Regions from separate parts of the Homo sapiens genome. Here region 2 is linked to region 1. A link is a contact called in ENCODE Hi-C or POLR2A ChIA-PET data. All regions are on one chromosome and are shown on one strand. Each heading gives the region's core, a stretch centred on a gene start or an enhancer-like site at or near the end of the contact. The rest is flanking DNA. Distances are from core to core; before and after follow the strand shown. Region 1 holds the start of EXOC1 (exocyst complex component 1). Region 2 overlaps CRACD (capping protein inhibiting regulator of actin dynamics).

Region 1 (5,142 bases), core at 1,805-4,304:
GCCCAGTGGTGGAGCCCTAGCCAGGGCCCACGTCCTTCCCTTCCCAGCACTTCCCTGCCCCACTCCTGTGTCAATTCCAGTAATGATATACTTTTCATTATTTCATGTTGCTTCTTAAGTCTACTTCATGCAGTAGGCTGTGATGACATAAAGATATTCATTGAGAGACTACCATGGTATACCACGTGTCCTAGGACTAGACAATTTGTTCCTCAGTTTTCTGGTTTTAAAATGAGGATAATAAAGATTCCTTCCTCACAGGGTAGTTGTGATGATTAAGTTAATTAATACATGTAAAATGCTTAGAATAGTACATAGCACATAATAAGTGCTATGTAATTGTTAGATATTATTCTGAGTTCCAGGAATCAGAGATACATCACTGAAAAAAACAGATAAAAATCTTTGCTTTCATAAAACTTCATTCTAGAGAAACAGCAAATGAACAAACAACATATACAATATGTCAAAATGTAGCAAGAACCATGAAGAACAAAAGTAAAAAAGGAAGATAAAAAATACTGGGAGGAGGGTGGTTGGGGAACTATTTTACATAGGGTTCTCTTGGAAGGCCTCAGTGAGGTAACATTTGAGCAAAGACTTGGAAGCAACATGGTAGTAAGCCATGCAGACTGAGGCATGAGAATTGCTTGAACCCAGGAGGTAGGAGGTTGCAGTGAGCTGAGATCATGTAAGTGTACTCCAGCCTGGGTGACAGAGCGAGACTCTGTCTCAAAAAAAAAAAAATTAGTATTTGCTAGATTGCAATAATTGGTTCTTCAGGAGTTGAGTGGGGAATGCTGCCACCAGGATAAACACTATGGAATTCATTGCACTTCAAACTTTTACTTAGTTACCTTGTGCTTCTTACGGAAGTGGACAAGCTGGCAAAGAAAGGAGTTACTATGCTCGTGGGAGTAATCAACTGTGATTAGCAAAAGGATCTAGGATTGTTGCTCCACAATAGCACTAGGGAGGAATTTGGAATCCAAATAATTCGCTGGGGCTTACTAGGTGTTTCTGTACCCAGGGATAATTTGAACAGGTAATTACAGCAATCATGGCTTAACCAGAGAAAGGAAAATAAAGGCTGAAGGTGGGGGCTATTTCACCAGAGAAACAACTTAGACCAGCTGATGTGCTGGTCAATGGTGAGGGAAAATTAGAATGGGTAGTGGAAGAGGGAGTTAATACAAGTATGGTCCTGACATTGATGCAGCAGTAAAAACTGAAGCTTATTCTATTAACTCTCTTATATTAAGGCTTTGCTGAGATTGTGGCTGGCCATCACCTTGAAGAGACCTCTGTGAAGGACTGAACATAACAGAGCACACAGGCAGATCAGAGTGCTGCAAGATATGGACACCTTCTATGTCCTTCTGTGCAACTTAGGCCATGACTTCAAATCCCTTCAGCCTATTATTCTAACCACTGCTGCAGCAACCTGCTCGGAGCAGGTTTGATGACCTTTGAACAAGTGCGAAATACCAGCACCTCTCCTCTCACTTCCTGCCCCAGCATGTCTCTGATGTGGGAGTCAGCTTGGCATTCACAACTGTGCGATTTGTAAGTGTGAAGTAGTTAATGCCCAAGGGCATTAACCTTCGATCAAAGAGGACAGGAGCCGACATACAAATGCTTCCTCCGTTCTTTCCTTTAATGGACAGTTCTGAGACTCATTTCATAAAGCTTCTTAGAAGGTCCTAAGGGACTAAGAAAACATTCAAATATGGTGATGACCAACTCAGTAACACATTCTTATACTGCATCTCCCTTTTTGTTTTGTCTTCTTCCTCTTCCCTCATTTTGCTCCCTGGGATCAAATTTCCAAATAAACTATTGCATATAAGTGTCACTTTGCAGGGAATCCAAGAGGAGAGAGGATAATTTAATTTTTGGACACACAAGTTTGAGGTGTCTATAAGACATCCAAGTGGAAATGTCAGGCGATGGGCAGTATATACACAAATCTTGAGGTTCAAGAAAGAGATCTAGGCTTCTGAAATGCAATTCATTTCCCAACTTTGAGGAGGGCTATAAACATACAGGTAAATAAAAGAAAGATAATAGGACCAAAAAACACATGCAATTGTCATAGAGTGTCCACAGTAAGCATTCCGGTGCCAAGCAGGAAAGGGTCTTTGTAAAGATATAACCAGATCCTGCTCTTAAAAGGGAAGTCATTTGATGAAAGTGAAAAGTATTCTAACTACTGTTTGCTCATTTAAATTTCTAGCACATTTATCTGATCTGTACCTCTCTTTGGTCACTTATTTTGTGTCCTATTTTATATATATTTGTACCTACACCTTGTCTAGTCCTACCACACTGTGAACTCCTTTAGGTTAAGATTCATGCCTGAATCACCTCTGTACCTGGAATCAAAGTGCCTAGCATTAAAAAAAAAAGGTGCCAGGAATATTGAATAAATAAAACACCTACCTGCAACCAGCAACATTGGCATCATTTATGCATCCCAAACTTAAATATGCATAAGCATCATCTTGCTAAGATGCAGATTCTGATTCAGTAGATCTGAAGTGAGCCAGAGAGGCTGCATTTCCTAAAAAGCCCCCAGATGATACCCAAGCAGCTGATCCACGGACCACACTTTGAGTATCAAGGTCATGAGGACAATGGTTCTTGACCTTAGCTGCATATGAGAATCATCTGGGAAGATATTAAAAGTACTGATGTCTGGGTCCCACCCGCAGGGATTCTGATTTAACTCATTTAAGCTCTCCAAAGTTTAAGTAGCAAAGATCTAGAGTTAATAGAGCTTTACGTATGAAAAAAGAAAACATTTAATCGAATTTCTTCTTAAATGAATTGCTGCAAATATCTGAATAAATAACTCTTAATCCCCAACTCCCAAGTCAGTTTCTGTGCCACAAAGGCCCCGCCCCTGCCCTTCCCTGACACGCCCCTCCAATGAGGCCTTGTTCCGCCTGGCCACGCCCGTCGGTTGGCGCCCCGCCCCTCCGCGTCTATTGGCCGCTCCCTTTTTCTCCCATCGCTGCTTCTTCCTTCTCTACGCGGTCAACTTCCGGCGCGGAGTTTGTCACGTGCCCGGATATAGGAAGTGTTGGGGGAACGGCCGCTTCCCGTTCAACGCTTTATTGAGGGGCGTATCCTAGTGGCCCCCATCCGGTCTCCGTTTTGGAAGACCCGCCTCGGCACAGCCAGGCTCAGTCCGGCCTTGCGGTAAGCCTTCGGCCGCGGCTGCCCGGTAGTCCCGGCGGCGGCGGACAGACGAGCTGACAGGCACCAGGGTCTAAGGCGGCTCCTCAGTCCGGCTGCTGTCTCCACGCCTGGGGTCGGGCACCGCTCCTTCTGACCTTCCTTTCCCCGTTTGTCCCGGTAAGACGAAGTTTGGTCAGAGCATTCTCCAGTCCCTTGTCCTCGGGTCTAGGAGAATGCGGAGCTGGGAGGGCAGTCCTCACGGGCCCCATTACGGTTCCGCCCATCGGAACCAGATTTTGTTTGTGCAAAATGACCCTGATCGTAAGCTCTTTGGCGTGGTCCAGGAGAGGAGAGCGTGACTGTGCCTTCCTCTTTGTCCAAATTCACATCCCGGCCCCCCAACCCCAACTCCCCCCCACCCCCCGCCAAATCTCTTAAGTGTATTTCTCTATTTCCTTGCACAGTTATATCTTCTAGATGGCAATGCTTCATGCATTAATATATCTCAGCAGCATACAGGGCCCAATGCACACGGGCACTCACACTGACAGGCTATTTGTCACACAGTGTGGTGGTCCAACTGAGCTGAAGGAAACAACCAGTACAGAGTAAGCAGTGGATGGCTGCCTTTGGAACGTGGTCAGATATGGGTTCTCAGACCTGGAGAATAATTTTAGAGGACCTCTAGGGATTTATTTACTGACTTTCAGAAAAGTACCGTAAAGACTGAAGAGTTAATCACTCGACTCTTAGGATGTAAATGCCATAGAAACACCCGGCTTCAGGTCTTCATAAACATATCTGTCATGTTGACTACTGTAACCTAGAATAGTGTCTGCCACCTAATAAGCATGAGTATTTGCTGAATGAATGAAGAGTCACATACTGCTTTTCATTATGGCTAACTCCTTTATGAGGTATGCCCAATCCTGTCTTGTTTTGCCTCTTACTGTACACTCAGTTGCTTTTAGCCAGAGAAGGAGTATGTGGTAAACGTTGGTCCCTATTATTCATTTGACCAGTTTTTACTATTCAGTTCTAATTACCTTAATAGATATTTAAGTATCCACTAAACACAAAACTATGATGAACATCCCTCCCTTCTTTAAGAGAATTCTTGAGATAGAGAAGCTTATGATTTAATGAGCCCATTAGACGGCAAATGCAGTAAGTGCTGTAGAAATTTAGAGGAGAGATCACTTTGGATTAAGATCTTCATTGAATCAACTTCATGTAAACCATGAAGTGTAATTAGGGTTTGGATAGGGCGGAGATGATATTCCTTACATGGAAAGTACCAAAGTGAAGATTTGATGTCCAAAATGAACAGAGTGTTTGGAGTGGAATGTTTTTGAGAACATTAGGAAAACGTTGAGTAAAAGCGTGATGTGATACAAACTGTCTTTTAAAATTATCTTGTTGTTCAGGGTTGTGGGACCTTGCAAAGAGAACCAGATTTTGTAGGGTTAAGTAAAGTTGATATGAACCTGGGTCAGTATATTTGCAGTGCGAAAAGAAAGGAATAAATTACATGTAGATGGGGGGAAATCGCAGAATGTGGTAGCAGATTTCATGTTGATAAGGGAATAGGGAAGCAAATATGGTAGATTTTGAACCTGGACATTTGCTTATAGATGTGAAAGTTAGGAAAGGGGAATCTTGGAGGAGCTATAGCTGTCATGTTAGTGAATTTAAGCATTTGTTAAATGCCTAGTTTGTCAAGTTCTAGGAATACAAAGATGATTAAGACATGGTCCTACTTTTAATAGGGGATAAAATACAGCTAGCTAGAAAATACAATTCATAAATGCCGTATTTATGAAGTAGAGGGGAAGTGTTAGAGAGGTAGAAATTACTCTTTGCGTGGGGCGGCTGCAGGGAGGGGGCTACTTTACAGAAAAGATGACATTTTAGCACAATCTTGAGGGATGAATTGTAATTTCCTAGGGAGAAGAGAAT
Region 2 (5,142 bases), core at 965-3,464, 330 kb after region 1:
ATGCATAAGATAGGTTGCCTTATTTTCTTCTGCAGTTAAAGAACACGTACTCCCTCCACCCAGCACACACACAAAATACATACATTAGGCCTCTAGCACCATATTAATTTGCTAGGACTGCCATAAGAAATTAGGCAAACAGAGCTTAAAACAACAGAAGTGTATTGTTTCACAGGTCTGTAGGCTAGAAGTCCAAAATCAAGTTAGGGCCATGCTCCCTGTGAGACACATCAAAGGGAAACCTTCCTTGGCTCTTCCTGGCTTCTGGTGGTTGTTGGCAATCCTCGGCGTTCCTGGGCTGCAGCTGCATCCCTCCAGTCTCCGCCTCTGTCATCACCTGTCATTCTCACTGTGTGTCTGTGTCTGCACATGGCTGTCTTCCCTCTTCTTATAAGGACACCAGATATATTGGACTAAGGACCCACCCTACTTCAATGTGACCTCATCTTAAACTAATTACATCTGCAACAGCCCTACTTCCAAATAAGGTCAAATTCAGTGGTACTGCAGGGTCAGGACTTCAGCTTACTTTTTGGGGGATACAATTCAAACCATCACAGCTACCTTAAATAATAAGTAATAGATATTACTATTCCCATCTTACAAGTAGAGAAACAGGCTCAGAAAACTCAAATAACTTGCCCAAGATCAGAGTCAGTAATCAAAACAGCCAGGTGGGCTTGACACGATGGCTCACACCTGTAATCCCAGCACTTTGGGAGGCTGAGGCAGGCGAATCACTTGAGCCGAAGAGTTCGAAACCAGCCTGGGCAACGTGGCAAAATCCTGTCTCTATAAAAATCACAGAAAATTAGCTGTGTGCCTGTGATCCCAGCTACCCAAAAGGCTGAGGTGGGAGGATCACTGGAGCAGGGGAGGTTGAAGCTGCAGTGAGCTGAGATTTTACCACTGCACCCCAGCCTGGGTGACAGAGTGAGACCCAGTTTGTCTCAAAAACGAGCAAACAAAAAAAGCAGAACAACAACTCCAAAACACACAACAACAAAGAAACAAAAAAAAAAAACCAGCCAGGTCTAGGCCAGGCATGTCCTAGCTATCTGCAGTCCCAGCCACTCGGGAGGCTGAGGTGGGAGGATCGTCAGTGTGATTTCACCATGCTGCTTATGTGCTACTAGGGCCGTGATATCAGGCTGGAGCTGACAAGACACTGCCCTGACACAGGGTAGGAGTTGCACACATACGACGTTGCAGTCCCTGTCCAAATTGCTTAACTCCAAGAGAGCTCACAACTGATGTTCTACCTCAGCTTTCCTATCAGAAGCCATTCCTCCTTCTAGCATGACAGACTTAGGAAATAGATGCTTTTTTCCTCTTTTAGGAAGTTTTCCAGGGAAGTAATACTGTAATTTTAAAAACATATGTAGAACATTTTGTGATGGAATTAAATGATTTTTTCTCATACAACGTAGAAAAAAAAGATATGTGTGTGTGTGTGTGTGTGTGTGTGTGTGTGTGTGTGTATGGCTCCCTGATTCCGTTGGTTTCTTGCAATAGAATTAGGGGATTTTGGCTGGGTGCGGTGGCTCATGCCTGTAATCTCAGTACTTTGGGAGGCCAAGGAGGGTGGATCACCTGAGGTTGGGAGTTTGAGACCAGCCTGATGAACATGGAGAAACCCCGTCTCTACTAAAAATACAAAAATTAGCCGGGCATGGTGGCGCATGCCTGTAATCCCAGCTACTCCGGAGGCTGAGGCAGGAGAATTGCTTGAACCTGGGAAGCGGAGGTTGCGGTGAGCCAAGATTGCGCCGTTGCACTCCAGCCTGGGCTACAAGAGTGAAACTCCGTCTCAAAAAATAAAATAAAATAAAATAAAATAAAATAAAATAAAATAAAATAAAATAAAAAGAATTAGGGGATTTTGAAAGCCTTGAATATATTTTGGCTTTTCATTATGTTTAAAGATTCCCTCTAAACGTGCAGCCGTCTAGCCATTTGTGTTCCTTGGCCTGCAGCTGCATCACTGCAGTCAACTCTAGAACCTTATTTTAGGCATGGTCTTGAGGACTGCACGCGAGAAAAGGAAGGCTACACCAAAACAGAGCTGAGCACTTTTCCATGCCTGCACAGGCACGTGGTGTAGAGGGACATCCTGAGTTAGGCTGAAGGTAGAAGAAGCGACCACTGGCGGTCATGCTAGAGAAATGTCTAAATCCTGGTCAAGGAAAGCAAGTGCTCAAAGCTAAGTGTTGTGTTAAGTCTGGGAGGTGAGACAAAGCCATAGTAGGAAGACCATACCTGACCTCAAACCAGGAAGATTCACGAACTAGAGCATGAGGCAAGGTGCGTGGTTCGGAGGTTGGTTGGTGAGGGCTTCAGGGGCCTGTTTGTCTTTGGCTCTGACTGTGCCATGTGGAAGTGAAAGGGGAAGGTGTCATGTGAGCCTGGGCAGCCCGCATCTGCTTTTCCTCAGTTTGCATTCAACCATGTTTTTGTTTACATAGCCTTGTAGTTTCCTTTCAAGGTCCTTTTTTTAACCTCTGTTCTAAATGTGTTTTTATTCCCTCTAAGCTTTTGTGCTTCTCTTTGCGCTTAACAGCAAATTGCTTTGGATCTTCATCTTAGTATAAAGAAGGGGAAAAAAAGCTGCCTCTCATCTAAAGATCCTCCTGCTCTCTGTTAACATTTCTTTCTTTTTTTTCCCCCAAGACAGAGTCTTGATCTGTCGCCCAGGCTGGAGTGCAGTGGCGCGATCTCAGCTCACGGCAACCCCCGCCTCCCAGGTTCAAGTGATTCTCATGCCTCAGCCTCCCGAGTAGCTGGGACTACAGGCATGTGCCACCATGCCCAGTTAATTTTTGTACTTTTAGTAGAGATGGGGTTTCACCATGTTGGCCAGATTGGTCTCAAATTCCTGGCCTCAGGTGATCCACCCACCTCAGCCTCCCAAAGTGCTGGGTTTATAGGCGTGAGCCACCACGCCTGGCCAACATTTATTTTCTTTGTCCTGGAAGTGTGTGGAAATAGCAAGGTCATCATATTCTAGTGAATTAAAACGACACTTAGTCTTTGTCTGATGTTACTGCCACCAAATGCGACTCCCTGGGACATACCTCCATCACACAGGTCTGGCTAGGGTTCTAGAGTCTAGTTAACACAGGTCTCCTCGATTGCCTTTTGGTTATCTAGCTGGCACTTCGTAGCTGCAGATAAATAGTTGCTGCTCTTGCTACTCCTGCAGCTGTTGATTGTGAAGTTAGACTACATGGGCCAGGCAAATCTGGGGTCATTGGTTTGAATTACTTCTCTGCTACCAACATTCAGGTAAGTACTCGGCTTTTCACAGGAAAGCCCCAAAGATGACTGATACTAGAATTTAAAGACTTATTTAATCCCTCTTATCACTATGGAATGGAAACAAGATCCTCCTTTTTCCCCAGTAGTGGTAGATTGTTGAGCAATGAGAAATAATTAGTCCTTTAATTGTAACACTTTTAAAAATAATCAGGTGAAATTCACATAGCATGAAATTAAACATTTTAAAGTGAACAATTCAGTGGCATTTAGTTTATTTATTTTATTTTTATTTTTTGAGACGGAGTCTTGCTCAGTCGCCCAGGCTGGAGTGCAGTGGCGCGATCTCAGCTCACTGGAAGCTCCGCCTCCTGGGTTCACGCCATTCTCCTGCCTCAGCCTCCCGAGTAGCTGCGACCACAGGCGCCCACCACCACGCCCGGCTAATTTTTTTATATTTTTAGTAGAGACAGGGTTTCACTGTGTTAGCCAGGATGGTCTCGATCTCCTGACCTCGTGATCTGCCCACCTCGGCCTCCCAAAGTGCTGGGATTACAGGCGTGAGCCAGCGCACCCGGCCTTCAGTGGCATTTAGTATATTCAGACTGTTTTGCACCCGTCACCTCTGTCTCTTTCCAAAACATTTTCATCACCCCAAAATAAAACACTGTACCCATTAAGCAGTTACTCCCCATTTCCCCCTCCCCTCAGCCACTGGCAGCCACCAATCTTTCTGTCTCTATGAATTTACCGTTTCTAGATACTTTATATAAATCAAATTGTACAATCTGTGATGTTTTGTGACTGGTAAAATGCTTAATTGTTATTACCAATCATTTATTTTTTCAATCTTCTCCTGTCATTTTGCTGGGAGAGCTGGGGTGCTATGGGAATATTATCTTTCTAATTAGGACCTCCAAAAAGAAAACCCCTTCAGAACACCTGCTTCGCTTTAGTTGCTGGTGGACTTCTCTTCATGAGACAGATAGCAGTTTAGAATTTAGTTACTTAATCTGCAAGGATATGGAGAATTTGACTTCACCTTATTTCACTTCTACCATGGGGCTCAATCCCCTTGGGCACCCTGTCTCCCCACCCCTGACTTATGTCATTGTTCTAGTGGTCTGAACTTCAGTTTATCCCATCATCCAGATGAACCTGTAATTGATATTTTGGCATTGGGATAGCTGGAGATTATATTGCTAGCCTAGGCAACAAAGCAGTCTCTCCCAAGGGAGTTAAATGATACTAGCCGTTGAAGATGAAAATTTGAGGAATACTTTACACTGTCATCTCTTGGGGAGGCTGATCACACCCATCCCTCCTTTCTTCTGTCCTTGGTGAAATAGAGGCTGCTCCGGGAGGGCTCTGGGATGCAGACAGCAGCGACTTGAAATGAGATTCCTCTCTCCATCTGCCAGACGTAACCCAAGATGAGTTGCACAGATGAAGCTGGCAGAGAAATGGGAAACTGGATGGCAAATGAGGTTCTGAGGGAAGCAAAATTCTAGCTAAATCCTTTTGTGATGGTAGAAGAGCTCTTGGTCTAATAATACAGAACTTAAGAATTAGGTTGGTGTAGTGCTAGTGGTTCAGCAAATGCAACCTGTCTGCAAGTCTCTTTCCTGTAGACTTCCTGGGAGTGTAGTGTTTATGAACAGGTGCCATGGGACCACAGTTAAACACAGGACAAACGATGACTTGTCTCCATCAAATGTGATTGTTGTATACTGTACTATATGCTAGGGAGGACTGAATCATCAACTCTATGCTCTAAGATATCTCTTCCAGGAGCTTGAAAACACCAACTTTAGAGTAACTAGTTTGACAAGAAATAGCAGAGAGATGGGGATGGGGTAGGGGCATTTTGTTGATTCCTTTCCTCTT

The links. Hi-C counts contacts between places; a loop is a spot of excess contacts on that map. ChIA-PET counts read pairs that join two places held with the same protein, here RNA polymerase II (POLR2A). Pooled maps may share reads with other maps.
Region 2: a map with no recorded cell type shows a loop between it and region 1 (6-fold over the local background). The contact joins the enhancer-like site here to the promoter of EXOC1 in region 1. A Hi-C loop is called at or near these places in 1 of 37 single-sample maps with no recorded cell type and 5 of 50 pooled maps. POLR2A ChIA-PET finds 5 or more read pairs at or near these places in 1 of 52 experiments (OCI-LY7).

What each region holds. Positions count from the first base shown.
Region 1 is chr4:55,850,594-55,855,735 of GRCh38, forward strand. EXOC1 (exocyst complex component 1) reads left to right here and starts at 3,055. Exons shown (of 19, transcript NM_001024924.2): 1 at 3,055-3,360. RefSeq lists a silencer at 2,847-2,946.
Region 2 is chr4:56,181,422-56,186,563 of GRCh38, forward strand. The region is part of intron 2 of CRACD (capping protein inhibiting regulator of actin dynamics); the gene reads left to right. Among named protein-coding and RNA genes, the nearest start is that of CRACD, 130 kb to the left of the region's middle. Within about 2 kb of position 2,215, at least 2 of the 41 ENCODE cell types and tissues checked have a DNase peak (open chromatin) inside an H3K27ac peak, as active enhancers do; they include OCI-LY7, where a contact is called at or near this core.